2 separate regions of the Homo sapiens genome follow, and region 1 is linked to region 2. Evidence: read pairs that join two places in POLR2A ChIA-PET (ENCODE). Cell type or tissue: PC-3. All regions are shown on one strand. Links, peaks and the distances in the headings refer to the core of each region. The heading gives the core; the rest is flanking DNA.

Region 1 (10,769 bases), core at 2,207-7,206, 600 kb after region 2:
TTGTACAGTTAAATGCCTTTACAAAGTAAGTGCCTTATAATTGAATAATTTCATTCCTAGATACAGATATCAGAAAAATTTTTGAAAATGTGCACCAGGAGACACGTCCAAGCTTCCACACAGATGGGTTTGGCAACTTATGATTGGTATGTGACCTTGCCTTACCCATCATTAAATATTTTTGATATCATCCTTGCAATCATATTTATATTGGTGTCATTCTTTATAGCCACAAACTCAAAACAACCCAAACATCAACAATAAAATAGGTAAATATTTTACAGTATATTAATGCAACAGAATAACATGAAACAACAAAAATGAACAAACAAGAGCTATACACGTCAATATGAATAAGTTTTATATATATGTGGACAAAAAATATAGTGTGATTCTAATAACTATGAAAATTCAGGGCATGATTATCACAAAAGAAAGGATAGGTTACCTCACAGGGGAATAAGTAGACGTAATTGGCTAAGGGAAGAGAAGGAGGGAAGAATGAAGACTTAAATACTTAAATTCAATGCCTAAGTAAATCCTCTTCCTTCTCCTCTCCCACTCCAAATACATTTGTCATTATCTTCATGACATGATAGGAATTTACAACTGGGAGCAAGGAACCCATTGAAGTTCTCTCTCTCCAGCAAGAGACTAGGAGATAGGGACACTATCTTCCTTGATGACTGCATTTTAAAGGGACGGCTGCATCATCCTTGAGAAAGACCATCCTGGTCTATAAAACTGTCTTAAGGCAGGCTTTGAGTCTAGAAGCCTATCTATATTTTCTGCAAAAGTATTCCTGATTTTAAAAAGGAGGAGGAGGAGGAAAAGTGGAGGAGGAGAGAGAAGGAAGAGGAGGAGGAGGAGGAAGAAGAAGGAGAAGGAGGAAAGAAGAAAGAAGAAGAAGAAGCCTGTCACTGTCATGAGTGTGGTCAAGCTGAGGGAAATGTTAAGACCAAGTTGGTCACATTCTTAACTTCCCAACCACTTGCCACCTCCAACACACACACACACACACACACACCCCTGAAGTGGAAATAACCTTGAAAGTGAGTTGTCACTAACCTGACCAAAAGCATATTGAAATTGTAAATTTACAATGAATTGAAATCAATTGTAAATTTACAATGAATTGAAATACAAGATGAAAATAAGGTCGGTAAAATCTGTAACCTCTTCTCCAGAAGGTAAACAATCAAAAAGATTGGCCAGTGGTGGAATAGGTTAATTAACACCTTCCAAAAGATGTTCACTCTCAAATCTGTGAACAAATAGCTGAGACAATTTACTAATTTGAGAATTTTGTAATTTTTTTTATTTTCATAGATTTAGAGGGTCCAAATGCAGTTTTGCTACATGGATTAATTTGGGAATTTTTAACCTGCTATCACTTGTCACACTTTTTAAAATTACAACTACTATCTCAATTCCATTTTCACTTTTGTTTTGAAAGAACAAAACACAAGATTTATTCAAGGCCACCTCATTAAGATAACTTAAATGAATAGATCAGTTATTTCAAGGTATAGGGATTTATGTGGGTAGCCACAGTATTTTCAAGTAAGGTTATTCTATGTACAAGAGACTATATGACTTAGTTTTTAAAAATACAGAATATTTAGTCAGGAGAATTGGGCTCTAAACCATAATTTTGACACTAATTAGTGCTACAACACTGGGCGGGTATCCTTAAGGCCTCAGGTTTCCCAAGTTAAAGAGCTGGACTACATCATCCACAGTGTTCCCCACAGATCTAACAAAACTGACAACACTATTGCATTCTTTAAATAAAATCTTTCTGTTTTCTAGCTTGTTGCCCATTTATACATAATTTCTCAAAAAATCACTATAATTAGCCAATATTTAAAACTAAATTTTAATACTCAATCTGAGTCAATATCTGACTCTAAATACAAGTAACCAATAAAATAAGCTCACTTTCTGGGCAATGTATTGTGCTTCTGCTAGAACCCTGTCCAGTTCTATAATTTCTGGTATTTCCAATTTTTTTCTGAACCTCATAATTTGTTCATATAATTGTCATAATTCTTAGTTTTTAGATTTTTAAGCACAATAGAAAGGTATGGAGGACAATTACGAGGCAAACCAATAAGCATAAGCATAATCTAATCTTTGATCATGATCAAGAAATACCAGTATTATGACTGGGCCATTTCATGTATGTGCCCATTATCCTACTTCTGGAGAGGTCATTGACAAAGGTGGCTAACTTCATCTAACCAAATCATTTTGACTACTTCATTGTTCACTATATCTTCTTTCATATATGCTTTCTTAGGTATTAACTTAAGATGCAAAAATCTTCACACTCTGTACCCGTTCCCATGTGTCCGCCCATACTCTATCATAGACCTTCTTGTCTCTGATCCTCCAGTCTTTTCCCCCCAGGCCCCTCACCAGCCATCAAGGCCATTAGTAAATGTCCAGAAATCTGTATATATTGTCCCCTCAGGCCATTTCTCCTTCCTCAGACTGGATGACCAGGTTCTTCATTTTCACCTCCACGTGTTGGGAAGATGTTTTCTCTCTACTGATTATCAAGTAATGCTACAGTCCTCTGTCATCCATTTTCAATTTGAGCTCAAATACTGAGACTGCCTGTCTATAAATCAAGCATGGGTATTTTTCTTTTTCTTCAGCTGGTCTTAGAAAATGCACCAAGTAAAGAGCACTGGTACAACCATCCTGAGTGACATGTGGGTCTAGGCCACCTGCTCATACAGCCTGCCTGTGCCCTTGTTGTTGCTTAAACTTGATCTCCAATGTAGTACTTTTAACTTGTGATGGACTGCTGCTGAGCCTGCTGACTTTATGACACGTAGATCTAAGAGAGCCAGCTCATTATGGGCAGTTCCGGGAACATGCTTACTTGGTGCCCCATGGTCAAGTGTTTCATCTGTACAAGGGCCAACTGTCATGCCAAAAGGTGATTCTAAAATGGAGTATAATTCCCCACTGCAGATGTTATGGCCTTGCTTCAGAATCCCAGTAGGATACACTAAGATTCTCACACTGGGGTTTACCATAAACTTACATTCCATCTTCTCCCACTACTGACGTTTACAACAATTTAGAGCCGGAGAGATTACATGATCCAAGTGGTAGGGCTGCTTGACCCACATCCTCAACCAGCTGCAGAGCCCTTTTCTATTCTAGAACTCATTTAAAGCTATCATCCTTTCATATCACTGGACTTAAGGGCTAGACAATATTGTTAAGTTCAAAATGTGTTCCAGCCACGATCCAAAAAGGTCTTTCAGGTGTGGTGCTTCCTTTTCTGTGATAAGGGCAAGAAGATACATAAATTTGACCTTTACTTTGCAGGGGATACCTCAAATGCCCCTGATCACTGGACCCCAAAAAACCTGACTGAAATTGCAGTTTTCAGAAATGTGTCTTTGCAAGGCTTCCAAAATACTAGCCACTGTTTCTTGAACTGTCTAAATCAGCATAGTGTCATCAATAAAATAAATAAATAAATCACAATAAATCAACAAATCAATGTAATAGCCTATGAAGTGTCCAGATGGTTGAGATCCATTTTAAATATATTATGACAAAGGGTTGAAAGAGTTAATATAGTCCTAGGGTAAAACTGTAAGTCAATATTGCTGTCCATTCCACATATATGAAAATTTCCGTGATTTTTTCTGATCAGAATTTTTTTAAATTATGCATTTGCAAAATCCACATCTGCATACTACATTACCTGAAGCCTTAATATCGGCTCTAGCAATAATACCACCCATGGTATAGTAGCTACAACAAGAACTATTACTTGGCTGAGCTTACAGTATCTATAGTCTATATTTATTCTCCAGGATCCATTTATTTCACCCATGGGGAAGAATGGTAAGTTAAGCAGAGATATGCTAGGGCCATACATCCCTGCAACCTTTAGCTCTTGAATGGCATGTTTATTCTACCTTTCCTCCCTGTCCCCCAGAGATACACTGATTTACTATCTTGGTACAGGTAGGAGGGAAGAATAATTTCAGAGGTTTCCACTTGGTCTTTCCAAGAAGTCCAAAGACCAAACATGGGGAATATGCCAAATGCCAGGTAAAATACCAATTGCATATTGAAGACCAGGAAATGACCACCAGATATGTCTGTGAACACAGTGAATCCACTCTAGGCCAGGCTTTAGCAGACTCCACTTATTACGTGGCTCCTGTAAATCTCCACCCTAACTAGAGCGCCATGATGATTCACTGAGTCACCAGGTATCAACGTCAACTCAGAAATCTGTTCAACATTCCTCTGAGTACTTCTTTTTTCCTAGTAGATGGTCACATGAGTAAATAACTAGAAGTCCCTTTGAGAAAAGACTTGGGGAATCATTACAGTATATACATGCTTTGTATTGGAGACTTGTTCCTTTATGGGCACATGGTCATCCCTTTAGTAAATGAATCCTGAAACTCAAAATTAATTTAGGCGTGAGAACTAGGCAAAGCATTGTAACTTTATTTGTGGCAACTGGCCTCAGCCTCCCGCTTCTTCATTCTAGCTTATTTCTGATTGCAGATGTCAAGCAGCTCACTCATTAGCTACCCATCTATTTTGCCCCTAGTGATGCCATATTGTATTAACAACCTCCATAACTCCCTGAAGGTCAAGCCCCCTTGACTACTCCAATCTTGTGTGTCCCCTGCTTTTGTCTGTTAAGCCCTGCCACTTAGCCTCAATTATTCAGGGTCTCATCATGCTCATGAATACTAATCAGACCTGTTCTGGGAGCCCCTCTCCATCCAACTGCCCGTCATTCTGAGATGAGCTGCCACTGAACTTATGGATGCTGCTGCCCTCACCAATTGATTCCTGTTGGCTGAAGGACTCCCTGTGACCTCCCATGAAGCATAACATTTAATGGGGCTTCTGGCCCTACATGCCATGCATTCCATCAGGCCCACATTCCTGAGCCTTTTGCTTCTGCCAGGCAACCCAGGCATTTCCACTTTGCTCGGCCAGGGCCATCACTTATTCCTGGCTTTTAAGAGCCACTCTTAGCAGAAAGTTTGTTCTGTATTCTGGGGTCCTTACCAGGGTATAAAATAAAATGTCTCAAAAAAAGTGCTGCCAAGTCCATTGTTCTTATTCAGTCTTTCACTCTGGCTTCCGTGATCAAGCACCCTCAAACCTAACCCCAGGGGTGATCCCTTGGCTACTGTTTGTACATTGTAGCATATACCTGAAACTCCTTCAGTTTATAAACTCATTTCTCCCTTATCAGCCCAGCATGTCTCCAGTTAGATTGTGCTAGAATTCAGTCACAGTTTTCAGCTTTATAATCAGGATAGGCAGGAGGGGCAACTCTTGAGAAGGTCACCTGTCGTCTTGCAAAGGAGAGGCTGCTCTGTAGCTTTTTCCTGTGGGGGAGCAGTACTAGCTCTTACTAGGGAGGGACAGCCTTCTCCCTTTTGCAAATTCTGAGGGTCAGAGGGGTCTGAAAAGCCACAATTCTCAGGGATATGGTCAAAGTAAAAATTGCACTGGAAGGCAAAGAAGACATTATTCAAAGCTGCTAAAACAGAAGAGAGAGGTCGTCTGAAGTCAACTCTATTGAAACAAAGAGAAGGAGGAATTTTCAGAACTGGGATGATCTACTGGAAAAGTGCTGGAGGACATGGGGTGGGGGTTGGGCGGTTGATCAGTGGGATGTGCTAATCCTGAGTTTGCAAATGTTTTTTCTCAATTATTAGGCCATCCATGTTTGCTAATTGGTGCCCATAAAAGTTAGGCTCCCATTCGCACACAGAAACTGAAAGATAGGTGCACTATCTTTCCTCGAAATTACATGTCAAAAGAGTGGCTTCTAAGTCCTCAAGAAAGACTTTCCTGGATTATGAGAGGACCTCAGGGGTTTTAAAGCCATCCCGGTCAGCGTTGACTCAGGTGTTCCAATTCTATCTGGTAGGGTTCCAGAGATCCTAACCACAGCCCTAACCTTAAGGGAAACCTGTACTGTCTTTGCTGAACGTTAAAATGTCTCTGGAGCCTCTGTAGTTCTCACTATGAAACCCCGGGTCTGCTTCTCAGCAACTATCAGCTCTTCCATTGCAGGGAGTAAGGGCTTCTTCCTAAACTACCACAAAGGGCCTCTGGCTATCACAGCTAACTTTACGAATTTGTCAACTTCCTTATCATTTATCGTTATACCTCTATAAAGCAACACTTCAACTTAGTAGTAAATAGTCAGTTCTGCTGTCCTTACAGGCATTGTGCACTCTGTGTCTTTCAAATGCCTTGATCCTCACACCAAGGACATTCCTCTCCCTGGGGACTTCTCCTAAGTCATCACTCCTGAAATCAGCAGCAATTGGGCTGCCACCTTATTCAGAAATTATCTATGCTTTGCGTTTCAGATGATGTATTTCCTTTTCAAGTGTTAAATATTCTTTATTTGATATTACACACACACCACACTAAAATGCCTTTCAATAAGTACGAGAAACTTTTTTTTTTTTTCCAGACAGAGTCTTGTTCTGTTGCCCAGGCTGGAGGTCAGTGGTGTGCGATCTCGGCTCACTGCAACCTCCACCTCCTGGGTTCAAGCGATTCTCCTGCCTCAGCCTGTTGAGTAGCTGGGATTACAGGCATGTGCTAACACACTTGGCTAATTTTTGTGTTTTTAGTAGAGATGAGGTTTCACCATATTGGCCAGGTTGATCTTGAACTCCTGACCTCAAATGATCCACCCACTTTGGACTCCCAAACTGCTAGGACTACAGGCATGAGCCACCACACCTGGCCAAGGAACCATTTTAGATACAGGAAATTCTAATTAGGTTGGTATAGTTAAAACCAAAAAGATAAAGTAGACTTTGCCACCTTATCTTCAGCCCAGCCTTTAGGAGGCAAATAACACAAAACACAAATGAGTCTTGCTTGGTTCTGAGAAAAAGGGGGGATTTCCCCAGTATTTAAATATAGTCATATAACAAGTATATACATCTGAATATAAAACCAATCTCTAATAGATTTTAAGATGGCATGCACCGTCTTTGTGGAAAGTTGAACATTATTAACAAAGTCCAGTCATATCTTCAGAAGACGAAAACAGCGATAGCATTTACTGAATCAGAATTACTATTAACGTTCAAAAAACCAAACATATTAATTTAACCACAAGCCAGTCTTAGTTAAGTCAGGACTGCCCAAGAAAAATATTCTGTCAGTCATTCATGATCAGAATTCTGATGTATGAGATCTATTAAATCATGGCACACATAAAAAAAGTCACAAGACATACCACAGAAATACAAACTACCATCAGAGAATACTATAAACACCTCCAAGGAAATAAACTAGAAAATCTAGAAGAAATGGATAAATTCCTGGACACATACACCCTCCCAAGACTAAACCAGGAAGAACTTCTGAACAAAAATCTTCTTGCCCTTCTCATCATCGCCCATATTTAATTCTCTCTCATCGCTGGTGATATGAAGATTTCTGTTCAAAAGCCAGACATCTTGCTAAGTCCAGTATGGTACTTTATTTGCCAACTGGAGAGGGAATGATCCAGTCCCCACAACCCCCTTCTTGTCACCTGTTTTCTCAGACCACTCTCTGTGTCAGTTTGGGTCCTCTGAGTAGACACCAGGACAGGATTGGATGTCCAAGGGATTTGCGGGTGTATTGCCTTTGAAGGAAGAGCCTTCAGACCGAGATGGAAACATCATGACTGTGAAGAAAGAATGAAAAGAAAAGGAAGGACTGGGAAGGAAGGACTCCTTCAGACTGCAGAACTGTTCTGAAAAACTCTTGGGCACACTAAGGTGGTGGAGGGCGCTTCAAAGAAAATGCGTTCATTAGAGGAGGCGTCACTTTGAGCAGGCATGGACTGGTTCTACCCTGCTGTGCTTGACCATTGTCTGGGAGCAGCTTATAGGATGTGTGGCCTCAGTGCTCAGGAGGGGAGCAGCTAGAAATTGTTGATCAACTACCCTCCCACAGGAGGTTTTTATGAAGATCTGAGCAGGACATTTCCACAGCCACCACAGCATGTCATTTACAAGAACTCTTTATAAAATATGAAAAAGTAGGATAGAGAAATCTAATGGCAATTAAAACTTAAGGCCATAGGGAAAAATGGGATTCAGTTTGGAATTAGAAATCAGTGCACCTCATATTCCATTCTATCTTGGAGAGCAATAACCATTATTTTCTTCCTAGTATGTTTTAAGTATAATTTTGGTTTCCTCAAATAGTCTATTTCTTATACCAAGTATGATATTGTATATGTGAAGTTTGCCCTTTTAAAAAATTTATACAAAGAGAATGCTAAAAATGCTGAGATAACTAGAATAACATTGGCCCAGTGCTTTCTTAGTTGATGGGTAAACAAGAAAAAAAAGAACTTTTTCACTAAATCATTTTGGATAGCTTGATGTTCTTTTAATGTGTAAGAAAAAAATGGTTTAGCCTGGTGTAAACATGCCTTTGATTTCTGAATTTTAATGTTGGCTTTTAATGATGGTGCAGCATACTCTTAGCAGTGCTTGAAATGCCTCTTTAGTACATACTTCAAAGGAATGCTCAGAGCTGCTGCCTCTGCAATTGTTTAGTACTCTCATAAAGTGGAATTTGAAAGTGTGTCTTCTCCCAGGGAAGAAAAAAATCCCAGGAACTAGATACATTGATAGATGTAATTGAGATTGAAATTATTCTGTTTTCATTGAGGTCTAGGGTCTCAGTTCAAACATATCTAGCCTATTGCCATTCTATTGGGTACTTTTTATGCTCTCTTCTGTTCTTTTTTTTTTTCTATTTGTTAGAGTTGTCCTTCATCATCATCATCGCTACCATCAATAACATTATCAAAAATTACCATTAAAAGTATCACTTTGCCTTTAATATGTTAAGCATTACTGCTCAATGTGAGCTGAATGTTTTTGGTTTCCTTCCTATGCACAGTAGGAGAGAGTCAGGGCTGAAGGCCAAATACTTATAGGTTAAAACTAACAACTCAAACCCATAGTCCTCAGAAACATCAAGACCAAATGTTGGGGTCTTGAGTCAGGAGATGGGAGAGAGGAAGCGCTTATGGGAAATGTTTTATTCTAGTCATCGTGAAGTTCAACCTATCTTGGACATGAAGACCCCTGACATGCACTCACAGTAGAATATTTTTATGAAAGCTGTTCTGAGATCAGAAGGGGCCAAGCGGTCTTGATGATGGGGGTTAATTCCTAAACATCTCAATCAGTTTCCCTATAGTCCCTGAATATTTTTGACATCTGGATGTTTTAAGTGCAAAATATGTATTTTAAGACACTTACCTAAGGAGCAAAGTTCATTATTATTCAATGGTGTTTTATTTACTGATGTTTAGAATTCATTATTAAAAACTCTTATCAAGCTATAGATACTTGCTCACTACAGTCACTTTTCTTCCCTAAGATATGCTGTAAACTTGGCATTTTTAAAAAATGTTTATTTTTCTTCCCTCAGCTTCTGGACTCAATATCAATAAGGCAGCTAATGTTGATAAAAGAAGACACATTCCATGCATTTTAAAGAAAAACGCAATTTATTTTTAAAACCCCATTCCAGTGAATATTTTAAAATATTTTATACAATAATTAATATCTCTCCAAAAATACAGCTTACTGCTTCTCATTGTTCTTTCATATTAGCTTGAATTACTGATTACCTGAATATAGCACGCTGCTAAAGGAAAAGGTTGAAATAGTCTGGAAATTCCAGATCCATCTTTGCTTTTCTAGACATATTCTGCTAGAGTCCCCTGCTCCAGCATTTGTGAATCACGCCCTCTGCTGGAGCCCCATGAGTTCAGTTGAATTGAGTTCAGTTTAATACTGAATGAGTATGCCAAGTGCACTAGAAAAACTCTTTAATCAATGATGACCCAGTTAACAGAGAAGATGCACAAAATCTGTGCCTAGCAGTCCCTCAGAAATGAAAGCCTTTCTGCTGTGATCTATTTATGTTTTATTTCTTAAATATCTAATGAGGCTAAGTCAGATTTTTCTGACAGCTTTGGATCCTCAGCTTTCTGCATTCATCATTTCCGGTCTGTAACAGCAAAATCTATATTTAAAGTATTTTATTCTTTTCTTTTCTTCAACCTATACAGATATATAGGTAGAAGATCTATATCCAATACAAATATACCCTTCTTATCTTTTCCCTCAAAATATTTTGCAGAGACCTTTGTCCTCCACAAAAGGTGACTTTATGCAGAGTGTAGTAGTGTAGTGGGATGGAAGAGAAGGTTCCCCTGTTTAAAAAAATATATTTGATATCAACCCAAATCAATGCTTTCTACCATTCAACACCCCCAATATCTCACTCAGGCTGTTCTAAAAGGATCTACAAAGTAGTTCCTGTAGGAAACAGAAACTGGTCTGTTTGCAGTTTTTAAAAAATATCCTGATACTATTATTCCTCTGCATCTTATGTCAAAAAAAGCACACAATTTCTATCAACATAAAGGATCATGTTTTAGAAAATCTGGATATACTAAGATCCATTTTTTTCCTTTCAAATCTGTATTAGTCTGGGTTCTCTAGAGAAACAGAAGCCATAGGAGATAGGTAGGTGATTGATTGATAGACAGATAAATAGATAGATAGGTAGATGGATAGATACACAGACATCCAGATAGATAAATTTGCCATAGGAGTTGGCTCACATAATTACGGAGGCTGAGAAGTCCAAAATTTGCAGTCAGCAAGCTAGAGACTCTGGAGAGCCGATGGTATAGTTCCAGGTCA
Region 2 (10,769 bases), core at 2,226-7,225:
TGATAGTTTCTTCAATAATTGGTGTTGGGAAAACTACTTATCTATATACAAAAGAACAAAATTAGATTCTTATTTTATACCACACATAAAAATTAACTCAAATGAATTAAAGATTTTAACATAAGATCCGAAGCAGTAAAACTTCTATAAAAAATTGGAAACATCATCTTCACATTGGTCTTGACAATGATGTCTTGGATATGACACCCAAAACACAGGCAACAAAAGCAAAAATAGATAAGTGATACTACATCAAACTTAAAATAGTTTGCACAGTAAAGGAAACAATCAACAGGGTGAAAGGGCAACCTATGGGATGGTAGAAAATTTGTAAAGTGTGTATATAATAAAGAATTAATTTCCAAAATATATAGGGAACTCCTAAAACTCAACAACAACAACAACAAACCAACCTGACTCAAAAAATGGGCAAGGACTTGAATGGACATTTCTCCCAAAGAGACATCCAGATGGCAAACAGGTACATGAGAATTTGCTCAACATCACTAATTATCGCGGAAATGTACTTCAAAACCACAATGAGATATCATCTCACACCTATTAGCATGGCTATTATTAAAAAAAAACAAAACAAAAGATAACAAGTGTTGGCAACGTTGTGGAGAAGTTGGAACCTTTGTACACTGATAGTGGGAATATAAAATGGTACAGTCATGACAAAAAGCAGTGTGCAGGTTCCTCAAAAAATTAATAATAGAACAACCATATGATCTAGCCTATACTCCCTTTCCAGATATATTTCCAAGAATATTGAAATCAGAATCTTTAAGGGATATCTACACACCCATATTCATTGCAGCCTTATCCACAATGGCCAAGATATGGAAACAACCTGAATGCCCATCAATGGATGAGACAATATAGAAAACATGTATATATGTATTCAATAGAATATTATTCAGCCTTGGAAAAGAAGGAAATCTTACCATATGTGACAATATCCATGAACCTGGAGGACATTAATGCTAAGTGAAAGAAACCACATGTAGAAGACATATACTACATGATTCCTCTTGTTTGAGGCATCTAAAATGTCAAACATATAGAAGCAGACAATAGAATGGTGGAGCTGAGAAGAGGGGGATATGGGAAGATGTTGTTCAATGGGTATGAAGTTACAGTTAGACTATACAAGATAAGTACTTCCAGAGATCTTCTGTACAACATAATGCCTATAATTAAGAACAAATATTGTGCACTTAGAAATTTTTTAAAATGGTCAATCTCAATCTCATGTCCAGTATTTTTACCACCAAAAAAAACAGGGAGATTAAAAAACTTTTGGAGGCTATGAATTTGTTTATTGCATTGATTGTGGTAATGGTAACATGAATGCATACATATGTCCAAACTCATAAATTGTATACATTACTTATGTGCAGTTTTTATATACCAATTATACCTCTATAAAGTTGGGAGGAGAGAAAAAAGAGAGGCATGGCCAGGATCAAGTATTCTCACCACATCCAATCACAATGTTGCCCTGGGAAAGTCTTAATAGAGTCCATAAGCTGACTCTACTATTTGTAGAGTCCCAAGCAGCTTACTTTCTTGGCTGTCCCAGAAAGTAAAGAAATTACAGTGTTACACATTCTTTTACCCACTCCCTCTAAATATTTTCTTGGGCTCATTTTCTAAGGGAAAAATCTAATTATTCTAACACTCTGTGTTAGTTTTTAACTAGACATAGCCAAAATGTTGAGCTTACCTAAAGCTATGCCCTGCTAGTTAAGAAGATCCTGATATTTGTTTAGCCTGTTGGGTTGTCTGACTGCCCTGACTGTGGTGGCTTCCAGCTCTTTGCCCTAGTAAACAGGTCCCATTTGGCTTACTTTACTTCTATATTGTTTTCCTTTAAGGCAAGGTCCTGGATTATTGCACACCTAGACATAAGCCTTCACAGTCTTAAAAAAGATAGGATTTTGAGAGCTAAATATGATTTAGGGAAAGGTACCACCAATAGCAAAAGTGTAAAGAGGAAAATAAGTACAAGAAATGGATTTTCCCATGGTGACAATTATAGCTAGAATGGTTCATAGAAAAAGTTTATTGAGCAAAGCAAGTATGAATGCAATAGAAACTAAATTATTGACTTTGTGTGAGGAACCTGTACTAGAAGTTGATGCTCATCCCCAATTTTCATTTGCTCTCTCTTCCTTGCAATAATGGAATCATGTCACTTACAGCTGGACACACAGACAATAAGCTAGACTCCCTTGCAGCTAGGTAGAGAGATTTGGTTTCTCTCAGGCTAATTAAAACATAAGCAGAAATTACATGAGGAATATTTCCTACAACAGAAGTTGTTTGTTTCTCCTCTTTCCTTTCACTGCTGGCAGAAGTAGTATGCATTGGATCTGCTGCCTTGGACCCCATCTGGAATTCATGTTGAGAGTATCAAGTGTACCCCATTAGTCCTGGACTCTTCACTTTTAAACTTTTATGTGAGAAAGAAATAAAGTGTTATATTATTTAAGCCTCTGTGTTTTGGGGTTCCATTTTTGCACTAGTTAAATCATGTTCTTCATTAATAAAGAGATTTGAAGACCTCTGAGCACATAGTGAGTGAGAAGCTCAAGACTGCTATGCCAAAAATAATACCATTAATCAAGTGGAGGCTATCATGAAACATGTTCAAACTCTGACACTGATACCAGGCTGAGCCTCACATTTTCTCTGGAACAGTGCTTTCTCTGGCCAATATTATGTTAACATAAACACATCTGGCAGAATCATCTCTTCCTCTTTCTCACCGAGCTTGATTGATGGTATTTTTAAGAAAACTAATGAGCTTTAGAACAGTAATATTGCTTTTAGTGTCAGCCCTCAGTAGCAATGCAAGCAGACAGCCATGTTTGCAATGTGATATTCACCCTGACAAAACACACCTCTTTTATATTCTTACCAGAGTAACTTAGTCCTTCTCCCAGGCATTTCAGTTAAAACATTGCTAATGTTCATATGACCCCTAGAATACAGAAAGGATTTAGTCTTCTAACATAGTACCCATTTGCTCAGGTAAATTGTTTTATTAGGAGTTGTTACTTACAAAATATCAGAAAAGTAGACAAGAAGCAATTCAACTTTCCTAGGAGATTTGGTAGATGAAACCTTTTTCCCAGCAAAGGGGGTTGTATGAAGAGTGCTTTCAGAGGTTCTTTGTCAATGGCTAGCACTTACAATGGACAAGGCCCCATGCATGCAATATCTCATTTAATGTTCCCTCCAACCCCAAGTGGGAGGACTTTTACCACCCATTTTACTGCAGAGAAGTAAGTGGTAGACCTGGGGTTCAAACTCAGTAAGATTGACCTCAGAGCCCCAGGTTTAACCTACATACTATACTCCCTTAACATCTCATGGCTCACATGAGGACCTGAGTAAAATTTTTTCCTTACTTCTTGGTGTGTCAGGGAGTAAGTCTTAAAACCACTGGGTATGAATCCTTCAACTGTAAGCAGTTGACTTTACAAGGCAGAGCAATAATACAATTTTCTTTAGAATGCTACTAGCCGTATCCCTGGGAAGGCAATGGTGAGAAGAAAAATACATACGTAGTACAATCAGGGTTCACTACATGTTTCCAGGATAAAAGTTATGTGCAGTTTCTAAAAACATCTGAGCCTAAACTGTCATTCCTTTAGTTGGTTATAAACCAGGTCAATGTTCTTAATAAAAAATCATGCTAAAGGCAGTTTTAGGATCATGTTCTTTGAAAATTTACTCTTTTAGGCCGGGCACGGTGGCACATGCCTGTAATCCCAGCACTTCGGAGGCTGAGGTGGGTGGATCACCCGAGGTCAGGAGTTCGCAACCAGCCTGGCCAACATGGTAAAACCCCGTCTCTACTAAATACAAAAAAAAATAGCTGGACGTGGTGGCGCATGCCTGTAATCCGAGCTACTTGTGAGGCTGAGACAGGAGAATTGCTTGAAACTAGGAGGCGGAGGTTGCAGTGAGCTGAAATCACACCATTGCGCTCCAGCCTGGGCAACAAGAGCAAAAATCCAATAAAAAAAATTACTCTTTTAAGGTTTAAAAAGAGATATTTCATAGACTTCTTCTAAATATACCATTTTGTCTTTCATTTAGAGATAGATTGAATTTGAAATATAAATATAGCTTAGAGTGACCTGGGCACAGGAATAAGAGCAGCCCTCCTTTTGCTCTGATTTAATAAGTAGGTCTGGCTGTGAATTTTTCACGTGAGTGGGCTCTGTAATGAGCTGGTTATTTCGACAGTTATCATAATAGAAAGGGTATAAACCAGAGACTGCTTTCTAGTAAGTGCCTCGTGACTGTCAGATAAGGGGAGGAGCTGCTTTGCAGAATGTGCCTGTGACTCAGCTCTGTGAAATTCACCAGCATCCTTCTCTGAGATAGACTAAGTGGCAGAATAAGAAATCTGTTAAGGTCTATTAGTGGAGAAGGAGGACTCTGAGAACTGAATCTTCTTATAGAGGTGTCCACAGCTGATCTAGATAAGAATGGGTTGAAGTCCTCATTTTTTATGACCCTTGGCTTAGGACAATTTATTGTCCTGTAGATTGCTATGAGATAACAATTGCTATGAGCTTTACATGTGGCTGACAGCCCAGCGTGATTTCTTTCCGCTCAGCTATAAGAATTTTCTTATGCTTTCTTCATGAGACTAACTATATTGTGCCATAATGTGCCTCATAATATACTTGTTTTATATAGATGTCAATAATTGATATGTTCTTTATTGAGTTGTTTCTCAGTTTCTTGAGTCATATTTGTATATCACATAGATCAGTGTTTTGCACATAGATGTAAATACTGTATAGTTTTTGAATAATGAGGGGAAATGATTTCTTTTTTATTGTATACTTTAAATTCTGGGATACATGTGCAGAATGTGCAGGTTTGTTACATAGGTATACACGTGCCATGGTGGTTTGCTGAACCCATCAACCCATGATCTACACTAGGTGTTTATCCTAATGCTATACCTCCCCTAGCCCCCCGACCCCTGACAGGCCCCGGTGTGTGACGTTCCCCACCCTGTGTCCATGTGTTCTCCTTGTTCAACTCCCACTTAGGAATGAGAACATACGGTGTTTGGTTTTCTGTTTCTGTGTTAGTTTGCTGAGTATGATGGTTTCCAGCTTCATCCATGTCCCTGCAAAGGACATGAACTCATCCTTTTTTATGGCTGCATAGTATTCCATGGTGTATATGTGCCACATTTTCTTTATCCAGTCTATCATTGATGGGCATTTGAATTGGTTCCAAGTCTTTGCTATTGTGAACAGTGCTACAATAAACATACGTGTCCATGTGTCTTTATAGTAGAATGATTTATAAACCTTTGGGTGTATACCCAGTAATGGTATTTGTGGTTCTAGATCCTTGAGGAATCTCCACACTGTCTTCCACAATGGTTGGCTAATTTACACTCCCACCAACCATGTAAAATCATTCCTATTTCTCCACATCCTCTCCAGCATCTATTGTTTCCTGACTTTTTAATGATTGCCATTCTAACTGGCATGAGATGGTACCTCAAAGTGGTTTTGATTTGCATTTCCCTAATTACCAGGGATGGTGAGCTTTTCTTCATATGTTTTTTGGCCACATAAATGTCTTCTTATGAGAAGTGTCTGTTCACATACTTTGCCCACTTTTTGATGAGGTTGGTTTTTTCTTGTAAATTTGTTTAAGTTCCTTGTAGATTCTGGATATTAGCCCTTTGTCAGAAGGATAGATTGCAAAAATTTTCTCCCACTCTGTAAGTTGCCTGTTCACTCTGATGATAGTTTCTCTTGCTGTGCAGAAGCTCTTTAGTTTAATGAGATCACATTTATCAATTTTGACTTTTGTTGTCATTGCTTTTGGTGTTTTAGTCATGAAGTCTTTGCCCATGCCTATGCCCTGAATGGTATTGCCTAGGTTTTCTTCTAGAGAGTTTATGGTTTTAGGTCTTAAGCTTAGGTCTTTAATCCATCTTGAGTTAATTTTTGTAAAAGATGTAAGGAAGGGATCCAGTTTCAGTTTTCTGCATATGGCTAGCCAGTTTTCCCAACAACATTTATTAAATAGGGAATCCTTTCCCCATTTCTTGTTTTTGTCAGGTTTGTCAAAGATCAGATGGTTGTAGATGTGTGGCGTTATTTCTGAGGCCTCTGTTCTGTTCCATCAGTCTATATATCTGTTTTGGTACCAGTACCATTCTGTTTTAGTTACTGTAGCATTGTAGTATAGGTTGAAATCAGGTAGCATGATGCTTTAAGCTTTGTTCTGTTTGCTTAGGATTGTCTTGGCTATACAGTCTCTGTTTTGGTTCCACATGAAATTTAAAGTAGTTTTTTCTAATTCTGTGAAGAAAGTCAATGGTAGCTTGATGGGGATAGCATTGAATATAAAATTACTTTGGGCAGTATGGCCATTTTCACAATATTGGTTTTTCCTATCCATGAGCATGGAATGTTTTTCCATTTGTCCTCTTATTTCCTTGAGCAGTGGCTTGTAGTTCTCCTTGAAGTGGTCCTTCACATTCTTTGTAAGTTTTATTCCTATGTATTTTATTTTCTTCGTAGCAATTGTGAATGGGAGTTCACTCATGATTTGGCTCTCTGTTTGTCTATTATTGGTGTATAGGAATGCTTGTGATTATTGCACATTGATTTTGTATCCTGAGACTTTGCTGAAGTTGCTTATCAGCTTAAGGAGATTTTTGGGCTGAGATGTGCGGTTTTCTAAATATACAATCATGTCATCTGCAACCAGAGACAATTCAATTTCCTCTCTTCCTATTTGATACCCTTTATTTCTTTCTCTTGCCTGATTACCCTGGCTAGAACTTCCAATACTATGCAGAATAGAAGTGGTGAGAGAGGGCATCCTTGTCTTGTGCTAGTTTAAAGGGAATGCTTCCAGTTTTTGCCCATTCACTATGATATTTGCTGTGGGTTTGTCATAAATAACTCTTATTATTTTGAGATATGATCCATCAATACCTTGTTTATTGAGAGTTTTTAGCATGAAAGGGTGTTGAATTTTATCAAAGGCCTTTTCTGCATCTATTAAGATAACCTCGTGGTTTTTGTCATTGGTTCTGTTTATGTGATGGATTATGTTTATTGATTTGCATATGTTGAACCAGCCTTGCATCCCACGGATGAAGCTGACTTGATCATGGTGGATAAGCTTTTTGATGTGCTGCTGGATTTTGTTTGCCAGTATTTTATTGTGGATTTTCGCATCGATGTTCATCAGGGATATTGGCCTGAAATTTTCTTTTTTTGTTGTGTCTCCACCAGGTTTTGATATGAGGATGATCCTGACCTCATAAAATGAGTTAGGAAGGAGTCCCTCATTTTCTATTGCTTGGAATAGTTTCAGAAGGAATGGCACCAGCTCCTCTTTGTACCTCAGGTAGAATTTGGCTATAAATCATCTAGTCCTCAGCTTTTTTTGGTTGGTGGGCTATTAATTACTGCCTCAATTTCAGAACTTATTATTGGTCTATTCAGGGATTCGACTTCTTCCTGGATTAGTCTTGGGAGGGTATATATGTCCAGGAATTTATCCATTTCTTCTAGATTTTCTATTTTATTTGCTTAGAGGTGTTTGTAGTATTATCTGATGGTAGTTTGTATTTCTGTGGGATCAGCGGTGATATCCCCTTTATCATTTTTTATTGTGTCTATTTGATTCTTCTTCCTTTTCTTCTATATTAGTCTGGCTACTGATCTATCTATTTTGTTAATATTTTCAAAAAACAAGCTCCTGGATTCATTGATTTTTTGAAGGAAGTTTTTTGTTTCTATCTCCTTCAGTTCTGCTCTGATCTTAGCTATTTCTTCTCTTCTGCTAGCTTTTGAATTTGTTTTCTCTTGCTTCTCTAGTTCTTTTAATTGTGATGTTAGGGTGTTGATTTTAGATCTTTCCTGCTTTCTTCTGTGGGCATTTAGTGCTATAAATTTCCCTCTACACACTGCTTTAAATGTGTCCTAGAGATTCTGGTATGTTGTGTCATTGTTCTCATTGGTTTCAGAGAACTTATTTCTTTCTGCCTTAATTTTGTTCTTTACCCAGTAGTCATCCAGGAGCAGTTTGTTCAGTTTCCAGGTAGTTGTGCGGTTTTGAGTGAGTTTCTTAATCCTGAGCTCCAATTTGATTGCACTGTTGTCTGAGAGACTGTTATAATTTCCATTCTTTTGCATTTGCTGAGGAGTGTTTTACTTCCTTATATGGTCAAGTTTAGGATAAGTGTGATGTGGTACTGAGAAGAATGTATATTCTGTTGATTTGGGGTGGAGAGTTCTGTAGATGTCTATTAGGTCTGCTTGGTCCAGAGCTGAGTTCAAGTCCTGGATATTGTTGTTAATTTTCTGTCTCATTGATCTGTCTAACACTGACAGTGGGGTGTTAAAGTCTCCCATTATTATTGTGTGGGAGCCTAAGTCTCTTTGTAGGTCTCTAAGAGCCTGCTTTATGAATCTGGGTACTCCTGTATTGGGTTCATATATATTTAGAATAGCTAGCTCTTCTTGTTGCATTGATCACTTTACCATTATGTAATGACCTTCTTTGTCTTTTTTGATCTTTGTTGGTTTAAAGTCTGTTTTATCAGAGACTAGAATTGCAACTCTACTTTTTTTCCTTTCCATTTGCTTGGTAAATCTTCCTCCATCCCTTTATTTTGAGTGTATGTGTGTCTTTGCATGTGAGATGGGTCTCCTGAATACAGCACACCAATGGGTCTTGACTCTTTATCCAATTTGCCAGTCTGTGTCTTTTAACTGGGGCATTTAGCCCATTTACATTTAAGGTTAATATTGTTATGTGTGAATTTGATCCTGTCATTTTGATGCTAGCTAGTTATTTTGCCCTTTTGTTAATGCAGTTTCTTCATAGTGTTGATGGTTTTTACAATTTGGTATGTTTTTGCAGTGGCTGGTACTGGTTTGTCCTTTCCATATTTAGTGCTTCCCTCAGGAGCTCTTGTAAGGCAGGCCTGGTGGTGACAAAAGCTCTCAGCATTTGCTTTTCTGTAAAGGATTTTATTTCTCCATTGCTTCTGAAGCTTAATTTGGCTGGATATGAAATTCTGGGTTGAAAATCTTTTCTTTAAGAATGTTAAATATTGGCCCCCACTCTCTTCTGGCTTGTAGGGTTTCTGTAGAGAGATCCACTGTTAGTCTGATGGGCTTCCCTTTGTGGGTAACCTGACCTTTCTCTCTGGCTTCCCTCAACGTTTTTTCCTTCATTTAAGCCTTGGTGAATCTGACAATTATCTGTCTTGGGGTTACCCTTCTCGAGGAGTATCTTTGTGGTGTTCTCTGTATTTCCTGAATTTGAATGTTGGCCTGTCTTGCTAGGTGGAGGAAGTTCTCCTGGGTAATATCCTAAAGAGTGTTTTCCAGCTAGGTTCCATTCTCCCCATCAATTTCAGGTACACCAATCAAATGAAGGTTTGGTCTTTTCACATAATCCCATATTTCTTGGAGGCTTTGTTTGTTCCTTCTCATTCATTATTTTTCTAATCTTGTCTTCATGCTTTATTTCATTAAGTTGATTCTCAGTCTCTGATATCCTTTCTTCTGCTTGATCAAGTCAGCTATTGATACTTGTGTATGCTTTAAGAAGCTCTCGTGCTGTGTTTTTCAGCTCCATCAGGTCATTTATGTTCTTCTCTAAACTGGTTATTCTAGTTAGCAATTCATCTAACATTTCTTCAAGGTTCTTGGCTTCCTTGGATTAAGTTAGAACATGCTCCTTTAGCCCAGAGGAGTTTGTTATTACCCACCATCTGAAGCCTACTTCTTTCAGTTCTTCAAACTCATTCTCCAAGTTTTGTTCCCTTGCTGGGAAGGAGTTGTGATCTTTTGGAGGAAAAGAGGCGTTCTGGTTTTTGGAATTTTCAGACTTTTTGTGCTGATTTTTCCTCATCTTCGTAGATTTATCTACCTTTGGTCTTTGATGTTGGTGACCTTCAGATGGGGTTTCTGTTTGGACATCCTTTTTGTTGATATTGATGCTATTCCTTTCTGTTTGTTAGTTTTCCTTCCAACAGTTGGGCCCCTCAGCTGCAGGTCTGCTGGAGTTTGGTGAAGGTCCACTTCACACCCTGTTTGCCTGGGTATCACCACCGGAGACTGGAGAATAGCAAAGATTGCTGCCTGTTCCTTCCTCTGGAAGCTTCATCCCAGAGGGGCACCTGCCAGATGTCAGCCAGAGCTCTCCTGTATGAGGTGTCTGTCGGCCCATACTGGGAGGTATCTCCCAGTTAGCAGGCATGGTAGTCAGGCACCCACTTGAGGAGGCAGTCTGTCCCTTAGCAGAGCTTAAGCACTGTGCTGGGAGATCCACTGCTCTCTTCAGAGCCAGCAGGCAGGAACATTTAAGTCTGCTGAATCTATGCTCATAGCCACCCTCTCCCTTAGGTGCTCTGTCGCAGGGAGATGGGAGTTTTATCTATAAGCTCCTGACTGGGGCTGCTGCCTTTCTTTCAGAGATGCCCTGCCCAGAAAGAAGGAATCTAGAGAGGTAGTGTGGCTACAGTGGCTTTGCCGAGCTGCAGTGGGCTTGGCCCAGTTTGAACTTCCTGGAAGCTTTGTTTACACTGTGAGGGGAAAATCCCCTACTCAAGCCTCAGTAATGGCAGATGTCCCTCCCTGCACCAAGCTCGAGCATCCCAGGTCAATTTCCGACTGCCGTGCTGGCAGTGAGAATTTCAAGCCAGTGGATCTTAGCTTACTGGGCTCTGTGGGAGTGGGATC

Evidence for each region. Peaks named below come from ENCODE experiments on the same cell type or tissue, not always from the same donor. Only the 100,000 strongest peaks of a DNase experiment are listed, where the experiment ranks them.
Region 1: POLR2A ChIA-PET joins it to region 2 with 6 read pairs; 2 of 35 experiments call an interaction of 5 or more read pairs at or near these places.

Annotation. Positions count from the first base shown.
Region 1 is chr7:82,739,479-82,750,247 of GRCh38, reverse strand. No RefSeq gene overlaps it. Among named protein-coding and RNA genes, the nearest start is that of CACNA2D1, 300 kb to the right of the region's middle. In PC-3, for the core only: no CTCF peak of the experiment used is centred there; no DNase peak of the experiment used is centred there.
Region 2 is chr7:83,341,834-83,352,602 of GRCh38, reverse strand. No RefSeq gene overlaps it. Among named protein-coding and RNA genes, the nearest start is that of PCLO, 180 kb to the right of the region's middle. In PC-3, for the core only: no CTCF peak of the experiment used is centred there; a DNase peak (open chromatin) is centred at 4,362.